Linked DNA regions of Homo sapiens: regions 2 and 3 are each linked to region 1. Evidence: chromatin loops called from intact Hi-C (ENCODE). Cell type or tissue: chondrocyte. All regions are shown on one strand. Each heading gives the region's core, and the rest is flanking DNA. Links, peaks and the distances in the headings are about the cores only. Region 1 holds the start of CYP27C1 (cytochrome P450 family 27 subfamily C member 1). Region 2 holds the start of LOC124908047 (translation initiation factor IF-2-like). Region 3 overlaps BIN1 (bridging integrator 1).

Evidence for each region. Peaks named below come from ENCODE experiments on the same cell type or tissue, not always from the same donor. Only the 100,000 strongest peaks of a DNase experiment are listed, where the experiment ranks them.
Region 2: it touches region 1 in a loop (2.7-fold over the local background); 3 of 110 quality-filtered maps call a loop at or near these places.
Region 3: it touches region 1 in a loop (4-fold over the local background); 2 of 110 quality-filtered maps call a loop at or near these places.

The regions. Positions count from the first base shown.
Region 1 is chr2:127,213,037-127,223,307 of GRCh38, forward strand. It overlaps CYP27C1 (cytochrome P450 family 27 subfamily C member 1), which reads right to left and starts at 7,263. Exons shown (of 9, transcript NM_001367502.1): 1 at 6,953-7,263. The coding sequence starts at 7,234. In chondrocyte, for the core only: no CTCF peak of the experiment used is centred there; DNase peaks (open chromatin) are centred at 5,075 and 6,298.
Region 2 is chr2:127,407,505-127,417,775 of GRCh38, forward strand. It overlaps LOC124908047 (translation initiation factor IF-2-like), which reads right to left and starts at 2,850. Exons shown (of 3, transcript XM_047446883.1): 1 at 2,792-2,850; 2 at 630-1,255. The coding sequence starts at 2,850. RefSeq lists a silencer at 504-943 and enhancers at 3,321-3,520, 3,661-3,710, 7,884-8,646, 9,027-9,086. In chondrocyte, for the core only: no CTCF peak of the experiment used is centred there; no DNase peak of the experiment used is centred there.
Region 3 is chr2:127,062,043-127,067,042 of GRCh38, forward strand. BIN1 (bridging integrator 1) reads right to left here. Exons shown (of 19, transcript NM_139343.3): 8 at 1,891-1,976; 9 at 1,529-1,604; 10 at 73-155. Among named protein-coding and RNA genes, the nearest start is that of BIN1, 43 kb to the right of the region's middle. RefSeq lists enhancers at 1-605, 2,056-2,881, 2,410-3,609, 2,731-3,025 and a silencer at 2,744-3,212. In chondrocyte, for the core only: CTCF peaks have their summits at 2,732 and 2,936; a DNase peak (open chromatin) is centred at 2,875.

The sequences.
Region 1 (10,271 bases), core at 3,168-8,167:
AGCCAAATCATGAATGAACTCCCATTCATAATCACTACAAAGAGAATAAAATATCTAGGAATACAGCTACCAAGGAATGTGAAGGACCTCTTCAGGGAGAACTACAAACCACTGCTCAAGAAAATAAGAGAGGACACAAACAAATGGAAAAACATTCCATCCTTATGGATAGGAAGAATCAATATCGTGAAAATGGCCATACTGCCCAAAGTAATTTATAGATTCAATGCTATTCCCATCAAACCACCATTGACATTCTTCACAGAATTAGAAAAAAAAAAACTTAAATTTCATATGGAATTGAAGACCCCATATAGCCAAAACAATCCTAAGCAAAAAGAACAAAGCTGGAAGCATCACGATACCTGACTTCAAACTATACTACAAGGCTACGGTAACCAAAACAGCATGGTACTGGTACCAAAACAGACATATAGACCAATGGAGCAAAACAAAGACCTCAGAAATAGCACCACACATCTACAACCATCTGCTCTTTGACAAACCTGACAAAAACAAGCAATGGGGAAAGGAACTCCTATTCAGTATATGGTGCTGGGAAAACTGGCTAGCCATATGCATAAAACTGAAACTGGACCCCTTCCTTACACCTTATACAAAAATTAACGCAAGATGAATTAAAGACTTAAATGTAAAACCCAGAGCCATAAAAACCCTAGAAGAAAACCTAGGCAATACCATTCAGAACACAGGCATCTGCAAAGATTTCCTGATGAAGACACCAAAAGCAATTGCAACAAAAGCCAAAATTGACAACTAGAATCAAATTAAAGAGTTCCTGCACAGCAAAAGAAACTATCATTGGAGTGAACAGGCAACCTACAGAATGGGAGAAAGTTTTTGCAATCTACCCATCTGACAAAGGTCTAATAGCTGGAATTTACAAGGAAATTGAACAAATTTACAAGAAAAAAACAAATGGCCCCATCAAAAATTGGGCAAAGAATATAAACAGACACCTCTCAAAAGAAGACATTTATGTAGACAACAAACATGAAAAAAAGCTCAATGTATAATGTATACATCACTGATCATCAGAGAAATGCAAATCAAAACCACAATGAGATACCATCTCACACCAGTCAGAATGGTGATTACTAAAAAGTCAGGAATAGATGCTGGCAAGGCTGTGGAGAAACTGAAACACTTTTACACTGTTGGTGGGAATGTAAATTAGTTAAACCATTGTGGAAGACAGTATGGTGATTCCTCAAGGATCTAGAACCAGAAATACCATTTGACCCAGCAATCCCATTCCTGGGTATATACCCAAAGGAATATAAGTCATTCTACTATAAAAACACATGCACACATATTTTTACAGCAGCGCTATTTACAGTAGCAAGGACATGGAACCAACCCAAATGCCCATTAACGATAGACTGGTTAAAGAAAATGTGGCACATATACACCATGGAATGCTATGCAGTCATAAAAAGGAATGAGATCATGTCCTTTGCAGGGACATGGATGAAGCTGGAAGCAATCATCCTCAGCAAACTAACACAGGAACAGAAAACCAAATACTGCATGTTCTTATTCATAAGTGGGAGTTGAATATTGAGAACACATGAACACAGATAGGGGAATAACATACACCAGGGCCTGCTGGGGTGGGGGTTGAGGGGAGGAAACTTAGATGGGTCAATAGGTGCAGCAAACCACCATGGTGCACGTACACCTATGTAACAAACCTGCATGTTCTGCACATGTATCCGTTTTTTGTTTTTTTTTTTTTTTTTGGTTTTTTTTTTTTTAGAGGAAATTAAAAAAAAAAAGACTTAGTACAGGCCGGGCGCAGTGGCTCACGCCTGTAATCCCAGCACTCTGGGAGGCCGAGGTGGGCAGATCACGAGGTCAGGAGATCTAGACCATCCTGGCTAACACGAGGAAACCCCGTCTCTACTAAAAATACAAAAAAATTAGCCAGGCATGGTGGCGGGCGCCTGTAGTCCCAGCTACTCGGGAGGCTGAGGCAGGAGAACGGCGTGAACCCGGGAGGCGGAGCTTGCAGTGAGCTGAGATCGCACCACCGCACTCATGCCTGGGCGACAGAGTGAGACTCCATCTCAAAAAAAAAAAAAAAAAGACTTAGTACAAAGCTACAGTAACCAAGACAGTGCAGTAATGGCATAATCATTGGCTTAGATTTAAGACTCAAACATCTATGGTCAACTGATTTTCATCAAGAGTTCCAAGATCTTTCAATAGGAAAAGGATTTAATAGTCTCTTAAACAAATGGCACAGGGACAACTGGATAGCCACAAGCAAAGAATCAATTTTTACCTTTTTCTCACACTATATAAAAAAATTATCTCAAAATGGATCAAAGCTCTAAATGTAAATGCTAAAACTATAAACTCTTAGAAGAAAACATAAGGGTAAATCTTCATGACCCTGGGTTTGGCATAATGTCTTAAGATATGATCCCTAAAGTGCAAGTAACAAAAGAAAAAAATCGATAATAGGACTTCATCAAAATTTAAAACTTTTATGCTTTAAAGAACACTATTAAGAAAGTGAAAACAAGGCCGGCCATAATGGCTCAGGCATGTAATCCTAGCACTCTGGGAGGCCAAGGCAGGTGGATTGCTTGAGCCCAGCCTAGGCAACATAGCAAGACCCTGTCTCATTAAAAAATAAAAATAAAATGTAAAAATAAAAAGCAAAAACAACCTTCGGATGGAGAAAATATTTGCAAAGCACATATCTGATAAGGGACTTGTACCCAGAATATATAGAAACTTACAAATCAGTAGAGGAAGGGAGGGAGGGAGAGAGAGAGGGAGGGAGGGAGGAAGGAAGAAGAGAGAAAAGAACCCAATTAAAAACTGGACAAAGGATTTCAATGGATATTTCTCCAAAGAAGATATACAAATGGTAAATAAGCACATGAAAATATGCTCAACATCATCAGTCATCAGGGAGAGATAGCACTTCGCACCCACTAGAATGGCCATAATCAAAAGGACAAGTAATAACAAATGTTGACAGGGATGTAGAAAAATCAGAACCCTCTTATGATAATGGTGGGGATGTAAAATGGTGCAGATACTCTGGAAAACAGTCTGGCAGTTCTTCAAAAGGTTAAATATAGAATTACTATTTGACCCAACAGTTCCACTCCTAGATACATATCCAAGAGAAATGAAAACACATGTCTACACAAAACCTTACACACAAAAATTCACAGCAGCATTATTCATTACGGCTAAAAGGTGGAAACAATCCAAATGTCTATGAACTGATGAATGGATAAGCAAAATGTGGTATAGTCATACGCTGCAATATTATTTGTCCATAAAAAGAATGAGGTACTGATACATGCTACAACATGAGTGAACCTTAAAAACATTATACTGAAATGTTTAAAGTGAAAGAAACCACCCATAAAAGACCACATATTACATGATTCCACTTATGACATGTCCAGAATAGGCCAATCTATAGATACAGAAAGTAGCTTGGTGGTTGCTTAAAGCAGGGGGAATAGGAGAGTTGGGGGTGATAGCTGATGGATATGGGATTTCTTTTTGAGGTCATGAAAATGTTCTACAAGTTGACTGCGGTGATGGTTGTATACTTCAAATGGATGAATTATATGATATGTTAATTATATCTTAAGAAAGCTGTTACTCCCTGCATAAAAAGAAATCACAATAAATGTAAATAGACTAAATTATTCAGTTAAAACACAAAAGTGATGAGCCTCTAACATGGCTCAGCATGACACAGACAGGGCTGGGCTGGGGAAAGTTACTAAGACTCTCTTTGGTATCTGCCCAGCTTTCTCACCACTCCAGCTCTCAATCTCAGAAACAGTGGGCCAGGAGCACTGTCATTTCTCTACTCTTATACTCACTCCTTCTGGAGACCTGAAAATGAAGACATTCAGACTAAACTGGAATGAGTCCATCTCCAAGGGGTCACTTCTGCCTAACAAATAAGTGGCCCCCAAAGAGTTCAGGTCTCTAAAGGGGCCCACTGAAGGAATGACTGGTAACAAGAACTACTGGGAAATGGGCCACTCCTCAAGCAAATCCAGCTACTGAATTGGGTACAATCAGCACAAGGGAACTGGAGGTAGAAATGATACAGATAGTTTTCATCACTTTCTGGTGGTGGGCCATGGAACTATACAGTCAGGCACAGTACTTAGAGTTTGCTTGGATGTTAAGAGCACAGACTCTGGAGTTTGAATCTGGGCTCACAGTTTACTAGCTGAATAACCTTTGGAAGTTAGGTCCCACTATGCCTCAGTTTCCTCACCCAAAAAATGGAGAAATAAGTTTCACGTAAGACTTGAAACTGTGCCTGGCACATGAAAAGAGTTCTAGAAATACTGATCGTTATTATTTGTTATTATTACAGTTTCATAACACTAAGCTCATTTGACCTTATCATAACCCATGAGAGGAATGGCGATTGCTAATCTCCTTTACGGATGAGAAAACTGAGGTGCAGAGAGAATGAGTGACTAGCCCAAGGCTCCACAGGTGGCTGCAGAGGGCCAGCATTGGAGGACATGACTCCTGTTTCGGCCATCCTGCTGCTCTACCACACCCTAAATAGCATCTAGTGACCCAAATTATGATTTCTACTCTGCCAATCACCAGCTGCCTGACCTTAGGCAAGTCGCTTAGGTAACCACCCAACTCTTTCCATCTGTAAAATGAGAGGTGAGCTATGTAGGTGAACACTAAGAGCCCTTGTTTAGCTAACATTCTGTGATTGCAAGGGGAGCGCAAGTGAACTGGATGTGATGGGCCACAGAACAATGAGCAACCTGGAGAGCGGGAAGAGAGGGTTTTTCTAGAACCATGTGTTCGAAATTGGGAGTCCTCAGAGGGGCTGCAGGAAGGTGAGAGTCCCCACAAGTACCATATTTGAGGGTTGGGGTAGTGCCACCTGGAGAGTAAAGGGAAAGAACTTTTTCCTTTATTTCTTTTACTCTCCAGGTCCTGTGTGCGCTTGGTGAGAAGGCAGCAAGTGAGTCAGTTGTGACTCTCTGCTCCGTGCCCCAGGGCCCTGGGTGTGGTGAAGGAAGCTGTCTGAGCAGTGGGCAGGAGGGGCTGAGCTCAGGGTGAGGGCTGGCGGCAGGGGCGGGTGAATGGAAAATACCCATCTGAACTGCCACACATCCTGACTGGATACAGGCTTTAACACGGTCCGTCTCAAAGAAACCTGTGCCCATGGAACAAACTCTGGGTGAGGTATGAGGATAAAAGCAGATGGCAGTAGGGGCGGATAAAAGAAAAATTAAATTACACTTCAGAAAGCAGGCTGTATTGAACCCATCAACAGCAAATAACAAAACACTTTTTACTGTATTTGAAAGTTGCCATCCTGATATCTTATCAGATCCTACAAAGAAAATCATTTTTGAGCCCTCTAAGCATTGGGGTGGGGGTGGCGGTTTGGAACTGTATAGGGTTGGCGTGGCGGACTTGAGGAGGGACGGTTGGGACTTCCTGGCATTAAAATTAAATTAAATTTTAATTCCCGGCCGAATTAAAATTGCTCCTCGCACGCCCGTTTTTCCATTAATGAGGGTTGGGGCTTCTCCCTCACGTTCATTGACTGAATGGCTGATGGAACGAATGAATGACTGAAGCCCAGGTGGGTAGTTAGAAGAGGCTTCGATGGAGAAGGGTCTCGAAAGACCGGAACTCTGGGCAGAAGGACAGGCCTGGGTGGGAGGAGAAGGGGGCGTTCTCGGAAGACACCAAAAGCCCCCATACCAGAAATAACAGTGCGTGCTGGGCCGGGCACCCGGGGAGGCGGACGATGGGCGAAGGCATCGGAGGGCGCCGCCGCGGCTCGGGTGCAGTGCCCCTGCCACGAAGGGCGCAACGGAGGTGGGCGTGGGAAGGACAGCACTCAGGCTCCAAGTGGGAAGCGTGCGGAATTCGCCGGCCCCAACGCCCTAGCGGGTGGCTGGGACCCCTGGGTTCCTCCCACGTCCCTGCCTCCAGTCCCGGCGCGAACTCCAGGTGTCGCCCCCAACTCCGGCTTAGAGCCTACGGCACCCCGAGCCTCCGAGCCTCCGTCCCCTCTTCCCCCGCCATTACAAAATACAAAAAGGACTAGAAATGAATACACACGGTCTCGGCCACCTAAGGACACCGAGCTCCGCAGAGCCTAGAGGAGCTAGGGAACCTAGCGCTCCCCTCGGGCCGGCCCCAGGCAGCAGCCCCCCTCAGCCCCAACTCCGCGGGTCCCGCCAGCTCTCCACTCCCAGGCCCCGGCGGCGTCCACCAGGCGCCCGCTGCCCCTCCCCAAGTCTCCTCCTCCGGGACCTCAGCCCTGGTGCCCTCCCCGCAGTCCCATTCCTGGTTTCCCTTCGCGGCGCCCCCTCCCCAGGTTCCCCAACCAGGCAATCCCTGCCTGGGTCCCTCCCCGGGACCAGTCCCTGGAGACCCTGCCCGCCGCCTCTCTCGGGCTACCACTCTCCGAAACTCCATCCCTGACTCCCCTCCCCGCTACCTCCTCCCCAGGGGTCCCGGCTGGGGCCCCTCCAGGGGACCCCTCCCTGCCGCCACCTCCCGAGACACCCATTTCCCCCGCCTCTTCCCAGCCGTTCCTTTCTGGCCCCGTTCCTCAGCTCCCTCTGCCTGCTGCCCCTCTCCGGGGTCCGCTTCCCGAAGACCCCTCCCCAACGCCCCCGCCCCGCTCCCGGTTCCTGCCTCCTCCACCCCGGATCGCCTTTCCGGCGTCCTCTCCCCAGCGCCCCTTCCTGCGAACCTTAACCGGACAACCCCAGTCCAGCTCCCCCAACCCACCGCGGCGCCCAGTGCCCGGGGATCCCTGCCCGCCGCCCCTCCCTGGGACTCCCCAACCCCGCGCCCCTCCCTGGCGCCCTCCCGCCCGCGCCGTCAGCCTTCTGGGCAGCAGCCCGGGCTGGCTCCCTCCCGGGGCGGCGCGCGCTACCTGGATCTCGTGGATGCGGCTGAAGCCGTCCCTGCAGAAGAACTCCGCCAGGTTGGCGAGGGTCCTCGGCCCCGGCATGGCGGCGAGGCTCCGGGGACCCTCGGCTCGGCCCCCTCCCGGCGGCGACCCCGGCCGCCCGGCGCCTTTGTCCTCGGCCCGCGCCCCCGCCGGGAGCCGTGCGCCCGCGGGTTGAGGCCGCCGCGGGGCCCCGCCGCCCAGGAGCCCACCCCGCTCGGGCGCCGGCCGCAGCCCGGCTCTCAGGATCCGCGCCAGCAGGGCCATGGCGCTCGTCTGCATCGGCTTGTTTGTCTGAGCAACTTTGTTTCGGGGGCTGCTCTTTGGGTTGCTGTTTCCTGCGTCTTAACTTGTCAGAGCAGTGCTTCTCCGTACTCCTGCCGCCGGGGCGTCAGTTTACACAGACCCTTATTAAAGGCTCCCTCCCCTGGGGCTGGGGAAAAGGCTGTGATTAGACTGCAAGAGAATGAGGCTATTATTATTTCTTCACATCATATTAATTCACACTTAAGCGTTCCTTGAAACCACCAAGTTTTAAGGTCAACCCCACTTCCAACCATGGCCAAAAAAAGAAAAGTCTACGGGGATCTTGTAAATTATTACCGTCCTTCGAAATGACTACTGAAGGTATACTGAAGAAATCTTTGGTCTTTTTTGCATTTTAGAAGCAGTTCTTTATGGTTTCAACTTAAATTATTGTAACTCAACTTTCAAAGGGGGGGAAAAAAGTGAGACGATTTTGCATGTAGTTCCTACTGTTGTAAAATGACCACATTATTATCTTGCCACAAGCTTTCTTAAAGACAATCACAGTCGTTTACGATGGCTTTCCTCGGGCTCATCGCTTTTATTCCGCACACCATTGGAAGCAGTGAGGACTAGGTGAGGGTGAGCGACTTTGAGCATGGGGCGTTTATCTGGTCCCTCACAAGGACGGGTCCTGTTGCACAAGGCTTGGGGAAGAGAAGCCACCTCCATGCCGAGGCGAGGAGAGGAGTCCGCCAACCTAGACTCAGAGCCCAGTGCCTGGCTGCACAAAGAAGTGGCCGCACAGGGAGGGATGGAGCACGGGAAAGGCCAGAGGTGTGCCATGTGGTTTCAAGGAAGGGAACTTTTTCCTAGTCAGTAGTTAAACTGCTCGCTGAGTTACATTATTTGAAGATTTCATACCGTTGGTACTCATGCATCTAAACGTAAAAAATAAGATTTTTTTCCGTTTACAACGTATTGTTACTAAGCATTTTTTTTTTTTTTTTTTTTTTTTTTGAGACAGTCTCGCTCTGTCACCAAAGCTGGAGTGTAATGGCGCGATTTCGGCTCAGCAACCTCCGCCCCCAGGGTCCTAGCGATCCTCTTACCTCAGCCTCCCGAGTAGCTGGGATTACTGACGCTGTAATCTTGAAAAAAAAAAAATGCTGCCGCGCCCGGCCAACATTTATTTTTTAAGAGCAGAGAGGGAGGTTCAGGCCTGTAGTCCCAGAACTTTGAGAGGCCGAGGTGGACGGATTACTTGAGTTCAGGAGTTCGAGACCAGCCTGGCCAACATGGTGAAACCCCATCTCTACTAAAAATATAAAAAATTAGCCAGGCGTGGTGGCACGCGCCTGTAATCCCAGCTACTCGGGAGGCTAAGGCAGGAGAATCGTTTGAACCCAGGAAGTGGAGGTTGCAGTGAGCTGATCTCGCCATTGCACTCCAGCCTGGGTGACAGCAAGACTCCATCTCAACAACAACAACAAAAAAGAGCAGGCCGGGCGCGGTGGCTCACGCCTGTAATCCCAGCACTTTGGGAGGCCGAGGCAGGCGGATCACGAGGTCAGGAGATCGAGACCATCCTGGCTAACACGGTGAAACCCCGTCTCTACTAAAAGTACAAAAAAATTAGCCTGGCGTGGTGGTGGGCGCCTGTAGTCCCAGCTACTCGGGAGGCTGAGGCAGGAGAATGGCGTGAACCCGGGAGGTGGAGCTTGCAGTGAGCCGAGATCTTGCCACTGCACTGCAGCCTGGGCGACAGAGCGAGACTCCGTCAAAAAAAAAAAAAAAAAGAGCAGAGAGGGGTCTGGCAGTGTTGCCCAGGCTGGAGTGCAGTGGCTATACACAGGCACTATCACTGGGCACTACACCTTCCAACTTCTGGGCACTACACCTTCCAACTTCTGGGCTCAAGCCATCTCCAACCTCAGCCTCCCAAGGAGCTGGGAGTACGGGCACATGCCACCATGCCCAGATAAAAATATTTTATTTTATTTTTTAGACACTGGGTCTCACTATGTTGCCCAGGCTGCCCTTGAACTCCTGGGCTCAAGCGATCCTCCCCCTGAGTAACTGGCATTACAGGTGCAGGCCACCGGCTCAGCTAAATATTTTATTTTTAATGAGTAGTTTATACCTTTACAACTCTGTAAAATCTACACTGCATTTGAATAATTGAAGTATCACGTAAGTGACGCAAAGAAGGCTATAGTTACTCAACTTACAGAATTTGATTAATAACACCAGGTGCGGTGGCTCACGCCTGTAATCCCAACAATTTTGGAGGCCACAGCAGGAGGATTGCTTCAGCCCAGGAGTTCAAGACCAGCCTGGGCAACATAGCAAGACCTGGATACTACAAAAAATAAAAATAAAAAAATTAGCTGGGTGTGGTGGTGTGTGCCTATAGTCCCAGCTACTCAGGAGGCTGAGGCAGGAGGATTGCTTGAGCCCAGAAAGTCAAGACTTCAGTGAGCCATTATCATGCCACTGTGCTCCAGCCTGGGCAACAGAGCAAGACCCTGTCTGTAAAAAAAGAAAAGAATTTGATTAATAAGTACTCAGCAACTCTTATTTATTTATTTATTGAGACGGAGTCTGGCTCTGTCGCCCAGGCAGGAGTGCAGTGGAGCAATCTTGGCTCACTGCAAGCTCCGCCTCCCAGGTTCACGCCATTCTCCTGCCTCAGCCTCTGGAGTAGCTGTGACTACAGGCACCCGCCACCACGCCCGGCTAATCTTTTGTATTTTTAGTAGAGACAGGGTTTCACTGTGTTAGCCAGGATGGTCTCGATCTCCTGACCTCGTGATCCGCCTGCCTCAGCCTCCCAAAGTGCTGGGATTACAGGCTTGAGCCACTGCACTCGGCCCTTGCAACTCTTAATTATAAGGCATGATAGCTGCAAAGTACTCAGTAAGACTTTGATCCTGCCTTTAGGAGGCCATAACCTATTTGAAGAATAAAACAGGTACACAAATACAAGCCAGATTACTATAAGTGTCACAAAACTGGACTGAATATGATTGGAATTTGTGGCAAGAAGCGATCACAT
Region 2 (10,271 bases), core at 2,124-7,123, 190 kb after region 1:
TTAATAGATCATAAAATCAGTTTAGTGTTTCATCATCATCATCAAAAACCACCACCAACAACAAAAAGACCCAGAACAGATAGTGTAAAGAGTGCATCCCTGCATTCCTGTATAGGGAGAAATATGGTTTTGTGGAACCTTGTTGCGATGTAAAGTGTACTTCTTAAGATAAATACAGGGTTGAGGTTTTTGAAATAAAGTTTGAACAGGACCACCTTAAGCCACAGTGTAGACTTTCCATAGGCCAAAACCTGGATCACCAAGACAGTGTGCCCCAGGCTGCAGGCCACACTCCTGGGAGCCTCAGGCAACCTTGTGCAGGCCTGACTTCGAGACACTCTGAGCATGAGCTGGTTCCTGGGTAGCCTCCCCTCTACCTCTCCCCGCTTGCCCTCCCTCCCTCCTTCTGCTCCTGTCTCTCCTCATCCCCTCCCCGAGTTGCTGCCTCCTCCTCCTCCTCCCCCACCACCTCTCCCCGTCTCCGAGTTGCCTGCCCCGCCCCCTCCTCTTCCCCCTGCCCCTCTCCGCGTCCTTCCCGCCTTCCCCCTCCTCGTCTCCCCCCTCCCCGCCCGCGCCGTCTGCGTCCCTCCCGGGCCCAGACGCGGCGCGGTCAGGGGGCGCTGACTCACAGGCTGACTCAGCTGCAGGCGCGCTGCCAGGCGACGCAGCGGGCGGGTGGCCGGGCGCCGGCGGGCTCGCAGCCGGGCTGCTGGCAACGGTGCCGGCGGAGGTGGGGGCGTGGCGCGGGATGGGCGGCGCGGGCCCTGCCGTGGTACCGCCTGGCAGCGTCCACCCCGCCGCTGGGGCGCCCTGGAGGCTCCTGGCCCTCCGTGGGGCCGTGACACCGGCGCTGCGGGGAGCGGTGGCCTCGCAGAGGCTGGGCATGGGAGGACGGCCGCCCCGGGTAAAGGACAGGGCCCTGGAAACGCGGGTCTGCCGGGAGCAGGGGACAGGAAGGAGACCGCGGCTCTCCCAGTCCTGCTGCCCCGGGCCTCCAGACGGCCAGACTCTCCCCACACCGGCCTGGAGGGGGACGCGCCGACCCCAGCTGGGAGGGGTGGCTGGCTGCGTAGATCCGTTTGGGCCGCCTGCCTGGAAAGGCCCAGGTCCGGGCCTCGTCCTCCTCTTCACACTCTCCCCCGATCTCCAACCACCTTCACCCTCGCCCCCACCACCACCACCCCCAGCTCCTCCTGGCCGCCTGCGGTCCAGCTGAGGCCCGCCTCCTCCAGGAAGTCTTCCTGGAGAGCCTGTCCTGGGTTAGGCCCGCCCAGAGCCACCTGGGGCGACTTATTTCATGGCACCTTCGACCTTGCTCTCTGTCTGTTTTGTGTCTGGCTTCATCACCAAACTGAGCCTCTTGGGGGCAGTGACCGGGTCTTAGGTCTTAGTTGGCCCTTAGGCGCTAGGGCTGAGAAGACTTAGGCGGACAGGAGATGAGACTGTGTATTCGACGACACACTTTAGAGATCCAGCCCGGAACACAGCCATACCAGATTTTAAAAAAAGCCAACATAATATAGCATGTTAAAAATTATTGTAGGCCGGGAGCGGTGGCCCACGCCTGTAATCCCAGCAATTCAGGAGGCTGAGGCCGGAGGATCACTTGAGCTCAGGAGTTTGAGACCAGCCTAGGCAACCAACATAGTGAGACTCCGTCTGTACAAAAATGAAAAAAAATTAGCCGAGCGTGGTGGCCTGCACCTATAGTCCCAGCTACCTCGGGAGGCTGAGGAGGGAGGACCCTTTGAGCCCCAGGAGGTCCAGGCTGCAGTGAGCTGTGATGGTGCCACTGTACTCCAGCCTGTAAGACAAAGGGAGAGACCCTGTCTCTAAAAAATAAAAAATAAATAGTATACACATATGGTGCTTATTTGAAATATACATATTGTGTATTTTTTACCTTCTATATAAATGCTATTATTTAAAGAAAACAATATGATTAGTTCACAGTGGCAATTAGTAATAATAGGACTAATAACAAATAATATGTGTGAGAAAAATATAAAAATAGTTTTATAATGTTTCTTCCTGTCCTGTGATTTAGCAATTTATTTTAAGTCATTATTAGATACTTAAATTTTGTATCAAAATACATAAATGTAAGACTTTTAAAATGGTGAATGTAATATAACAGCAGTATTTAAACAGATATTACTAATATTTAATCAAAAATAACAATGACGGGCTGGGCGTGGTGGCTCATGCCTGTAATCCTAGCACTTTGGGAGGCCGAAGCGGGCCGATCACTTGAGGTCAGGAGTTTGAGACCAGCCTGGCCAACATGGTGAAACCCTGTCTCTACTAAAAAAACAAAAATTAGTCGCCCGTGGTGGCACCCACCTGTAGTCCCAGGTACTCAGCAGGCTGAGGCAAGAGGATTGCTTGAACCTGGGAGGTAGAGGTTGCAGTGAGCCAAGATCACGCCACCGCACTCCAGCCTGGGCAAGAGTGAGACTCCGTCTACAAAAAAAAAGACATTTTGGTCCTATGATATAGTAGGATATTTTGACTCTTTTTATTTCCTTGCCTGCAGCCTTTAGTAGGAAGTTCTTCCTTGATGTAGTGATGAAACTGAATATAGTTAAATGGAAAATCCTTTGACTTGCAGCTCTGCTCTTAGAGAGCCCTCAGTACACTGACTCCTGAGGTCAGTCCAATGTGATGGCCTCAAGCTGCTATCTCAACAAAAGCGTTTGAGAATGGAATACTTAGGATTGTACCTACAAGCAACGGCAGGGTTTTAGATTTGTAGGGATTCGTTTCCAGCTGTCCAAAGATGTCCATTCACTTTGCATCTGCAGGCTGGTTTTGGTAAACCAGCAGTTTGTCATCTTTTGCATCTATCATGTAGGATATCCATGGCTAAGATATCCATCCTTTTTGAACTTTTTTTTTTTTTTTGAGTTGGAGTCTTACTCTGTCGCCCTGGCTGGAGTACAGTGGCGTGATCTCGGCTCACTGCAACCTCAACTACCCAGGTTCAAGTGATCCTCCGGCCTCAGCCTCCCAAGTAGCTGGGAGTACAGGCGCGTGCCACCACGCCTGGCTAATTTTTGTATTTTTAGTAGAGACAGGGTTCGCCATGTTGGCCAGGTTGGTCTCGAACTCCTGACCTCAGCTGATCCACCCACCTCGGCCTCCCAAAGTGCTGGAATTATAGGCGTGAGCAATGGCACCCGGCCCTTTTTGAACATTTCTGAGCACACTGGATGTCACTGTAAGTTAAACCTCTCTCTGTCTCTCTCCTTCTCTGTCTGTGTTTCTCTCAGGAAAAATAGTTTTAAAGCACAAAGATACTTTGAACTTGTGAAGTTGAAGTTGAAGTTGAATTCCAAATAAGTTACAGTTTTAGTAAAGAAGTGAGAAAGTCTTGTTTAAATTGGCTGTCCTTTTCTGGTGACATTTTGGTTTCGTTTCCAAAAAATGAGTCATTTTTCATTATATGAGCTTTGTCAGTACCTACCTATAACATCGACAACTCAGGGACAGTCAGTTCATGCTTTTCCAGAGCCCTTATGGGCTCCTCAAAGATCATCAGGCAGTTTTGGAGGAAGAACTTATAAATTTCAGTTTGACTGTTTAACCATAATCTTTTTCTCTATTTTCATTCTTAATATATTTCCAAATTAGACAAGGACATTCTTCTTGTCCCATGCTTTGAAAATATGGTTGTATGGCAGGCTGCCTTTTTACCCTGGCAACAGTGACAGCCCTCGTGTAGGCACATGTCCAAAGGAGGCCATCTCCTTCCATTTCTGGAATGTGAAAAATCTCATTAAGTGCTTTTTCATGCTTTGAGGAAACTGAAAAGTAAATAAAAGCTTTCATTTTGAAAGCATCAATATCACAGGGAAGGAAACTCCACCCCTTTTTACTGATGTGTACAAAATGTGCAGGACACTTCGTGGCTAATATTTTTAACTTTTCTTTGGTAAAGCGTTCATAGACTGCATGGAATTTGCAAAAATTTACATTTGCACGGTCTGCCAAATAGGCAGACAGATGGGCAAAGTCATGTTTGTATTTGGACAAGATAGCATCAACATTCTTTTTTTTTTTCTGCAGGTGGATTAAAATCTTCATAGAAATAAAAAGGATGATTTGAAACTCCATTTTTTCAAATCAAAGTATTTACAAGTTAGGAGAACTGTTTTTCATTGCCATGATTGGATGCAGCACTTGGTTACTGTAGAAAGCATGATTGTTGGTGGGATCTGGCAGAATCCGCTGCATGTTGTAAAGGGTCAACACAGCTGCCATCGACATTTCTCCCTTTGTTCACCCACGTGATATTTCAGTTACAGCCTGTAAATGAGGAAATGTGCCCCTACTCAGTTTCAAAAAACAATCAAAGGAGCAGCACAATCACACAAATTCATTTTTGTAGTTTGCCCTAGCTAATTCAGCAGCCACTATTTTCAATTGGTGTCTTTTGTGGAGACAAAAAGCTTTTTGGTTAATGTGGACATACTTGCCTATCTCACTGAGGACTTGTGAGGCAGTCTCTACAGTCCCTTCTTCCACCATGCCCAACCCCGAATTCTCTCTGCTTATTGCGCAGTATCCCTTGTTTTGATTCTTTACCTCCCTCATCCAGTTGTCTGTGTCACTCCTCCTGTCGTTAAAATAACATGGCCATTTGGGTCACGCGGGCATTGATATTGCAACACCATTTCCTCATTTTCATCACCTGAATGCTTAAGAAAACATGGCCTCAGTAGTCACCATGCTAAAATTAAACTAGCAGTGTCTCAATACAAAGCACAACAATTAATCCGCAGGCAAAGTGGATGGTCACGTTCAAGATTATAGCGCGCTTAAGTTACATCACAAGGAGTGACATAATAATGGATGATCCACTATGGTGTACTACAAATCATGGTGGTTGTCCTCAGCAACAGACACTAAGGAAGGTGATGTGCCCATTTGGCACTAAAACCAGTGTTGCCTTCGGCCTCTGTTTCTGGGGTTGCCATGTGGGTTTTATACCTTTCCCCTAATCTCCTGTATCAATCACTGAAAACCTCGACTTTTCTCTTCCCAAGGGAGAGTTTACTTCCCTTTAACTTTTTGGCTTCTTCTTTAGGACTTTTAGTGTTAAAAATGGTACAATCCCAGACAAATGGGATAGTTGATCATCTTATCATGTTTATAGAATCAAGAAATAATGTCTCAATTTAAAAAGTCAATTGTATTTATAAACACTAGCAACAAACAATTGTAAGTTCAAATTTTTAAAATGCCACTTACAATAACATTTTTAAAACATGAAATAAGTAGGGATAAATTTAACAAAATATGTTCAAGACCTATACCTGAAAACAATTAAACATTGGAGAGAGAAATTAACAAAGAGCTGAATAAATGTAGAGAAATACCATGCTAATAGATGAGAAGACTCAACATTAAGATGTCTTTTATTCCTAAATTGTTCTATAGATTCAATTCAATCCAAATCAAGATTTCACCAGGAATTTTTTTTTTAGAAATTGAGAAATTGGTTCTAAAATTTATATAGAAGTAGAAAGGACCTAGAATAGCCAAAACAATTTTGAAAAATAAGAACAAAGTTGGAGGACTTACACTACTTGATTTCATGAGTTACTTGAATCTTGTAATAGCAATTAAGACATTATAATGTTGGCATAAAAATGAAAGATAGATTAACAGAACAAAATAGAGTCCAGAAGTAGATGTATGCATATACGGTCAATTGATTTCAACAAAGCACCAAAGCAATTCAATGGGAGAAAGGATAGTGTTTGCAAGAAATGGGACTGTGACAACTAGATCTCCATATATTTTAAAGAATGATTCTTGGCCCCTACCTCACACCATATACCAAAATTAACGAATTCAAAATGGGTCAGAGATGTAAATGTAAGAGTGAAAAACCATAAAGCTTCTAGAAGAAAACATAAGAGAAAGCCTTTGTGACCTTGAATAAGGCAGTGTTCTTTGGTAGGACACAAAAGCACGAATCATAAAAGAAAATGTTGATAATTGGACTTCATCAAAATTACAAACATCTGTTCATTAAAAGACACTGTTAAGTATAAAAGACAAGTCACAGACTGAGAGGAAATTTTTGCAAAATACTTAGCTGACAAAGGGCTTGTTACTAGGATACATACAAATTCTAAAAACTCAATTTAAAAAACCCTCAAAAACAAAGAAACAAACAAAAAACAGCCCAAAGACTTAAACTGGCACTTCACCAAAGAAGATATAAATAGCAAATTAGCACAGGAAAAGATGCTCAAAATCACCAGAGAAGAGGGAAATGAAAATTAAAGCTACAATGAGATACCACTACACATCTATTAAGAAGGCTAAAAATTGAAAATTAAAATTAAAAAACAACCGACAACACCAAATGCTGGTGAGGATGCAGAGCAACAGGAACACTCAGACATTGCTTGGTGGGAATGCAAAATGCCACCACCACTCTGGAAAAGTTTGACTTTATTTTTTTTTCCCAAAAGTAAACACGTACTCACCACATGACTCAGCAATCTTATTCCTAGATATTACCCAAGAGAAATGAAAACATATGCCCACACAAGGACCTATACATAAATGTTCTAGCAGCTTAATTTAATGATAGCCAAGAACTGGCAAATGGATAACAGATTGTGGCACATCTATATAATGGAGCCCAGTCAGCAATAAAAAGAAATAAAGTACTGATATAGAATTCCACATGAATAAATCTCAAAAGCTTTATGCTGAGTGAAAGAAGGTAGTCTTAAAAAGCTATGTACTGGTTGGGCACGGTGGCTCACGCCTATAATCCCAGCACTTTGGGAGGCTGAGGTGGGCGGATCACTTGCGGTCAGGAATTCAAGACTAGCCTGGCCAACATGGTGAAACTAAAAAATACAAAAATTAGGCAGGTGTGGTGGCGTGTGCCTGTAATTCCAGCTACTCAGGAGGCTGAGGCAGGAGAATCACTTGAACCCAGGAGGTGGAGATTGCAGCGAGCTGAGATCACACCACTGCACTCCAGCCTGGGCAAGAGAGCAAGACACCAACTCAAAAAAATATATATATGTGCTGTAGGATTCCCTTTATATGCTATTCTAGAAAATGCAGATTATAGAGATAGAAATCCAATCAGTGGTTGCCAAGAGTTGGGGTGGAACACAGAATTTCTGAGGGTGATGAAAATGTGTATATCATGATGTGGTGGTGGATGCACTATAACATACATTTGTCAAAACAAGCAGAACTGTACATTTTTAAAGTGTGAGTTTCCCTGTGTGTAAATTATACCACAATAACCTGACAACAACAAAAGAGAGAGACGTTGGACTGCATCCATCCCACTCCACTTCTTACCAGGGAGCTCCCGGGAGCCTCTCTAGTGTCTGTCCTCCCTGCCCTGCCTGGGGTGGGCTGAGCAGCACAGCGTCCCTGCAGAGAGAATGGAGAATGGGCAATGCCCACACAGGGGAGTGGCATGGGGTGAGAAGGAACCTTAGTCCCGTCAGCCCTGACCACCAGCCCATCTCTCATCACTGTTCAGCAGAGTGAGCTCAAGTTGGGTTTCTGGCATCTATTGGCAGAGCCAGGGCCAAAACGCAAGGGGTGGGGAGTGTTGTACAGGTTAGGGCTGACTGAATGATCAGCCCTAATCTGTACAACGGATCTGTGCAGTCTGAGCTTCCACACAGCAGCAGCTGTCCTTGACCCCTTCCCCTCCTAGTCGGCCCCTCCCTGACCTTCCCAGGCCTGTGGGAAGTCCTGTTAAGTCCCAGGCCATGTCCACTTTGTATAAAATACTTAAAAATAAGGCCAGGCACAGTGGCTCCCGCCTGTAATCTCAGCACTTTGGCAGGCTGAGGAGGGAGGATCACTTGAGGTCAGGAGTTCTAGAGCAACACAGCAAGACCTCCTCTCTCCTAAAAATTTTTAAAAATCAGCTGGGCGTGGTGGCACGGGCCTGTGATCCCAGCTACTGAGGTGGCTGAAACAGAAGAATCGCTTGAGCCCAGGAGATCTAGGCCGCAGAGAGCTGTGATCCCGCCACTGCACTCCAGCCTGGGTGACAGAGCCAGAGAGACCCTGTTTCAAAACTTTTTTAATTAAAAAATTAATAAAAGATTTAACGTGACCCTTATAACAGTCACCTGAGACGGACGCTGACCCCATTTTACAAATGTGGACATTGAGACACAGGGAAGTTAAATCCCCCTGTCAGAAAAAGGCTAGCGGAGGTTTAAGGCCGTGGGAACGTGACTCCAGAGCTGAGGGCTTTGGAACCCCGCCTGCTCCGGTAGTTGTGGCTGGCCTTGCCCCACACACATTTGGTTCTAGCTCCTTTGCTTGGGTCTTCATCCATGCAGCGAATTCCTTAGCCACAGGTGTCCCTCTGCTCTCTAACTCACAGCGAGCTCGCTGCCCAAAGTCCTGCTCCGGCTTCCTGGGTGGACCTGACCGCGTTCGGGTGCACGTGGGGCGACTCACACCTGACAAGTAAAGCGGGTGAGGCCGCGCCTGTGAAGGGCGCCTGGCTCCTCCGCAGGAGCGGTGCGGCGCGGCGCCCCCGGCTGGAACCAGGTGTAACTGCAGAGACCCTGGGATCGCAGGAACGGCTGGCGGCAGGACTGTCCCTACCTCGAGAAGGTGACGGGGTTTCCTGCGCTGCCAGCCGATGAGGCGGCCGTGACGCAGCCCGCCGTGCAGAGTCCCCGTCGGCCGACAGGCGTGCAGAGCTCTGCAGAGGACCCTTCCGCCCTCTGGGCAGCCTGCCAAGCCGTGGCACCCCCAACCCCCAGCACTGGGCACTTGGGAGCATTGCAGCCGCCCTGGCTCGTACCGGTGCCGGTGCTTTGGGCACCTGGGCTGGTTTGGACATGGGTGCCCCGGGCAGAGTCCATTTATGCAGGTCAGAATCAGTGTGTGGAGCCTGCATAGACTTGCCCTGGAGCGGCTGCCTGTGCTGGGGTGGGGAGGAGTAGAGGGCGAGAAGTTGGTGGGGAAGGGAAGCGGCGCCAAAAGAATACCCACAACATCTTGCACCTGGAAGGCAAAGCAGAGGGCAGTGATCTCTGCAGACTTGCGGGGGCGACGCCTGAAGCAAACAGGGACATACAAGCTGGTGCCTTCTGTGGTTGTGCATGGGGTCTTCATGCTTCCTGTCTGAGTTCCCAGAAGCTTGTCTCTGCTTTTCTAGGCAGCTGCCACAGCCTGTCACAAACAGCTCCTGGTTCTCCACTTCTCATAGTCTCGATTTCAAAATCCATTGCCTCACCCTCCACCTCCTCTCCACCTCCACCCCTCCTAGCACCTCCTGACTGCTTGTGTTCTGTGTCTCCCCACTGTCTCCCAACCTGGGGTGGGGTTGGGGGGGATGTCTTTCCTCCTGTCTGCTCTTTGATGTCCAGCTGAAGTGTCACCTCCTACAGGCAGCCTCCCCTGGCTATGCCAGCTTGTACTGATTGCCCTCTCCTCTGAATTCTGTAAGCATTTCCTATGTGTACCTGCCCCTGGGCAAGGTGGGCCTGACTTGTTAGAGTGTTAGAGTTTTACCCTGTTCCTCTAGGAGGGCCTGGTACCACCACAGCCCAGCATGGTGTGGTGCCTCAGCAGGAGGCATCTGGTTACAATCAACACAAGCTGTTCCAGCCAATTTAAAGAAACTTCAGGAGGAATAGGGTTTTAGGAGGGCATGGGGACCCTCCTGCACCCGAAGCCAGGATGTGCCACCAATCATAAGGAGGCAGGGGCCTCCTTCCGCTGCTCCCTGGGACTCTCTAGGTGTCCGTGGCCTCAGTCCCCCTCTGCACACCTGCATCTTCCTTCTCATCAGCTTCCTCTGCTTTAAGCGTAAACATGGATGCCCAGGACCTGGCCTCAATCTTCCGAGTCTGGTACTTATGGTGTACTGACAGTGTGAGACCCTACTCCTCTGATCAATCCCCTGGGTTGGTGACTTCCCTGTGCAATCAATGGAAGCCAGCGAGGCAGGGTCACATGCCCCGTTTAGAGGTGCAGACTTGGAGAAGGAACGTGGGCAAGTCTTCCCAGGAACAGGTAGGGCAGGGAGGAAAGGGGGGCATCTCTGGTGCAGCCCGGTTCGGAGCAGGAAGACGCTTAATAAATGCTGATAGACTGCAGGACACAGGCAAAGGTGCTGAGCTGGACCCTTTATTTCTGCCCTTCTCCCTTCTGGCACCCCGGCCAGGAAATTGCTGCAGCCTTTCTGGAATCCCGTTCATTTTTCTTACTGGTCCACAAAAGGGGCCAAATGGAAGCAGCAAGAC
Region 3 (5,000 bases), core at 1-5,000, 150 kb before region 1:
CAGGGTCACAGGAAGGAGCCCTGCCCCTGCCGTGCACACAGTCAGGGGCGCCAGGGCTCTCCCCGCACGCACCTGGGCTGGGCCTTGACCGTGAAGGTGTTGCTCCCGTGTTGCTTCTCCAGGCCGACCAGCACATCATTGAGGTTCTGGTTGAGCTGCAGGAGAGACAGTGAGGAGGTGGGGGGCCTCCAAGGCCACCAAACGGCCCCACCTTCCCCAAACACCTCTGCTTCTCCCCACCACCCCCAGCCCCTGCCAGGAACAAGCTCCTCTTTCCCCATCTGTGAGAGCAAGGAACTAGCACACCAAACCCCGAAAAACCAAGGGGGCAACAAAACGGGGCAAGTGGGCTATATCACTAATGCCTGCTGTCTCTGGAAGCCATCTTTTCCCCTCCTACTTATAGGGATATCCTAAAATGCCACATAGAGCTTGCACTGTTTTTACATTTTTCTCTTAAAACTTGTTTTGGCAGACCATTAATCTTAATTGTTAAGGTCATTTTGCCAAGATGCTTTCAGACCACACTACAACTGCCAGATATTTCACTGAAAGCACAGGCACGAGCGGAGGTTTATTCCTCACACACGGTGATTCTCATTACTGAGAATATTCCTCTCTTTGATTTGGCCACTAGGGAGCTCAGAGCCGAATCTTCATCCTATTTATAAACAACTATGTTCTGTGGCATATATTTTTACAGACTAATTTTATATAAATGTTCCTTCTCTGAAACACCTTTCTCTATTTTTTAAACTTTTCGTAAGTTGTCTCCAATCTTCGAAGGGAAAAAGGAAAAGTTAAGAAGGAAAGAGAAAGTCTAAAAGGCAGGAAACCGTACTTAGAAGTGTGAGTCAGGGGAGGCCCCAAGCTGCTTTTCCTCCTCCGACCCTGGGCCTGGAATCCACCATCATCACTTCATCCATCTGGGCCCAAGAGACAAAGTCAGACCCACCACTGGGGGCGGGGGTGCCAGCCCTGGGTCTCTCCAACTGCAAAGTTCAACAGCTTTGCGTTTTAGTTGCCAGATAGGTTAAAATGAAAATAACACAAGAGAGAAAGGTACGCTAATCAGACCAGACCCTGTCGCACAGTGGATTCACGCAGACGAAACAGGCCTATTTAAATGTCTCAAAAGCATGGGAGAAAAATTAAAATTGAGAAAATGCTAGTAATTTTTTCCTACAAATTGAGAAACTGCCACCATTGTCTAACACTGCACTCCCTGGGCCAAGGTTGCTAGAGAACACATTCACAGTTTGAGAGGGCCTGGTCTACATTCTCAGGTGGTCTACCCAGGCAAGGACCCAGGACACTCTCAAAGCCTCCCCAGCATGCCCTGCTGCCCTCCTGGGCCCAGGCACTCCTGAAGGGGGCTGTTCCACAGGGCCGGGAGGGAGCCCTGTGGTCACCGGTGTGTGCTGAACCTGGCAGGGAAGGAGGAGTTCAGGCTGCCCCTCCCACGACTCTGACTCTGACCCTCGGCCAGGGTGGGGTGTGGCCCCTCAGAGGGGTCCCCATGGCCTACCTTGCTCATCTCCTTGTGGAAGTTTTCCTCCAGGCCCGCGATGCTCTGGAACGTGTTGACGTAGAAACCTACGCGGCTACAGAAGGGCGGAAGGATGGGGGCCAGGTGAACAGGCAGGTCAGGACAGCAACTCAGAAATACCCACCCACGAGCGACCACACACGCTCATCAGAGGCACAAACCAGAGAGGGCCCAGGCACCGCAGCACTCAGGCTGGACACTGCAGCACACAGGCTGGGCACCGCAGCACGCAGACTGGACACCGCAGCACGCAGGCTGGGCACCACAGCACGCAGACTGGGCACCGCAGCACGCAGACTGGACACTGCCCCACGCAGGCTGGGCACCGTGCTGGGCCTCACCTGTTCCACAGGGACGGCAGCTCCTCCTGCAGATCCACATTCATCTCCTCAAACACCTTCTGGGCTTTGATGAGCTCCTCCTCGGCCTGGGGGGCAGCACGGGTCATTCCCCTCTGTTGGGCGTCCCAGCCAGCCCAGCCCCATGGCCAGTCCTCCCACCTCCTGCCCACCCCTCTTGGCCAGTGCGCTGGGACCAGGGCTCCGGGCAAGACAGAGGCTGAACTGGATGTGGACACCCATGCTGGCGACCTCCCCCTGCAGCCCTCCAGGACCCTGAGGACATCTGGGAAAGGGAGGGCTGAGCAGCCGTTGCCAAAGAGAGGCCCACGTGGCCGGGAGGGCAGTGAGCGTGGAGTAGGGCACAACAAGAGGGGCAAGCCTGGGGCTTGGCGAGCTGGACACGGGACATGCACAGAGGCAGACCCCAGACCCAGCCAAGTGGGGACCCTGCCCACTTCCACAATGAACCTCCTCAGGCTAGGTGCCAGCCCTGCCACTGCCTTCTGGCTCTCAGGGCAGCATCTGTCGCTGCCCCCAATTGCCCCCGCCCCTGAGTGCTCCCTCCCCATTTCTGAGGGCCAGCTCCTGGCAGCCTCAGCCACCAGCCTTCACTTCACCTCCCAGGGATGGTCCTTCCCACAAAGCCCTCTCCTGGGACCTGTCCCCACCAGAGGGAGACCAGAGGCAGCCACTCAGGCACCTCTAGGAATGTCAGGGGGACCCTAGAGGAGGGTGCAGGGCCAGGGAGGAGGCAGCCAGGCAGCTGGGCTGTGCCTGGTCCCACTCCTAGCCCACACCTTCCCCAGGGCAGGCCCTGCATCCTCCAGGCACTCACACCCACCAGGCAGTGGTGCTCAGGCCCCATCACACGGCCACAGAGTGCTGGGGAAGGGACTGCGGGCAGCAGGTGAGTCACAGACCCTGCCCGGTGCCCAGCCCGCCCAGGGAAGGGGCTGTGCTGGCTCACTGCGGGAGGACACTGCCGGCGAGAGTGACTCAGGGATTCGGGGTCTGAGTCACAGCCCAGGAAAGTGTCAGGCCCCGCCTAGGGAAACTTCCCGCCAGCAGCCTCACGTTCTCAGGCCGGGGCTGGGGCCCAGGCTGGGCCGCCTTCTGGCAAAGGCAGCCAGATGGCCGGAAGGCCACTTAACCACAAAGCACACGATTGCCCCAAGCCCAGCCAGCTGTCCCATCCAGCCTCAGACACCAGGACTAGCCCAGGTCAGCCCCTAGGCCCAGTGACTTGGGTTGGGACTGGAGGAGGGGCCACCATGGCTTCTGAAAGGTTACCTCCAGCTACTCGCTAGAGTGGGCGTGGGCTCCTTGCCTGGCTTTTCAGAATCTAATAAAAATTTAAAGGCAGAATGGGGAGCGGGGGGTGGGGAAGAATGTCTATTCCAACATGCACACCTCTCTTGGATCCAGGGACCCTGGGCACCCCACACCAGGAGGGGAATACTGCCCCTCCTCCGTCTCCAGGCTATGGCTGGGCCATCCCTGCCCTACTCCCCTGGGTGTCCCATTACCTGGCAGGGGGGCTGCCAACCATGGTTCTATGGAACTCATAAAATGAGTGAGTCCTAGGGGTACTGTTGTGAGCTGAGCACCATCACACATACCCCCTGCCCTCAACTGCCAACAGTGGGTCTAAAGTCCCACATTCCGTAAGAACCTGCCTGGACCACCCGGCTCCTGTACCCACTAGGACCCCCTCTCCATGAGGATGCAGCCACCACCCCCACAACTCCCCAGATGGCAACGGTGGGGACAGCAGTGAAGACAGCACCGCAGCTTGTCTGTGGGAACATCTGCACCCAGCCGTGCTCTCACCGCTCAGCAACGCTGCCGAGAGCAAGAGCGGGGACAGTTCCGCTTGAGTTCCTGGAAGTCAGGACCCGTGTCTTGTATTCCCTTTGGGTGACATTCCTCATATTCTGGCTCTTTAGGAAGCATGTGGAAGGGGCAGGGAGTAAGGTGAGGGCTGTCTGCCATGAGGAGAGAGTGCCCCCACCCCAGCTCCACTGAAGCTAACAGTGGGGAAGAGCAGAGTCACATGGGCCCGGGGTCCCGAGGACAGCATTCAGGACGCTGAGGCAGGTGTGGAGAGCAGCTCAGAACTAGCCCAGGGTCTGCATGGAGCCGGCCAGCCCCCTGGTGCAGCCTAGAGAGGATGCACTATCTCCCCAAAGTCAAGTTCCCAAGCAGGGCAGCCCCGGAGTCCCAGCTGTGCCATCTCACAGCCAGCCAGCTGCCCACAGGCCACTCCAAAGGCTCTCCAGCCTCCAGCCAGGTATGAGTGGGCTGGGGACAAGGAGGATGTGCTCAAATAAAGATGGGACCCAAATGGGACAGCTAGTTTGGCCAAAATGTGAAACACCCACAGCCCAGCACCCAAAGGTGTGATCACCTGCCTCACCCTCTCGCTGCTCCCCCAGGGTGGGCGTGGAGGCAGGCCCTCCCAGCATAATCCCAACCACACCTGTCCCAGGAGCCCAAAAGCAGTGGGCAGGCCCCATAGCCTCCTAAGAGGTTCTCCCATCCACAAAAAAATGTTTCACCTGTTTCAGGGAAAATTATTCAGAAACCCGGGCCCTCCGTCAGTAGTCCCATTCCCTTCTAGCCCAAGTGCTGAACTGACTGGCAGGGCATACCCACTCCAGCCCCTGGTTCCTCCTCTACCTCCAGAGGCAGATGAAGTCTCAGGCCTACTGAAGTCCCCCTAGGCATCACCCCCAGCCCCTGGTTCCCCATGGGCACCCTGACCTCAGGATGAGGCTGTCAACACTCAGTGTCTCCAAAGTCAGCCTTGGCCTAAAATAAATCAGGCAGCAGATCAGGTGAGAAACTGGACAGCCAGGCCAGGAGCAGTGGCTCAGGCCTGTAATCCCAGCACTTTGGGAGGCCGAGGCAGGTGGATCGCTCAGCCCCAGGAGTTCAAGACCAGCCTGGGCAACATAATGAGGCACAGTCTCTACAAAAAACGTAAAGATTAGCCAGGCACGGCAATGCGTGCCTGTGGTCCCAGCTACTCGGGAGGCTGAGGCAGAAGGATTGCTTGAGTTGGGGAAGTCAAGGCTGCAGTGAGTCATGATCACACCACTGCACTCCAG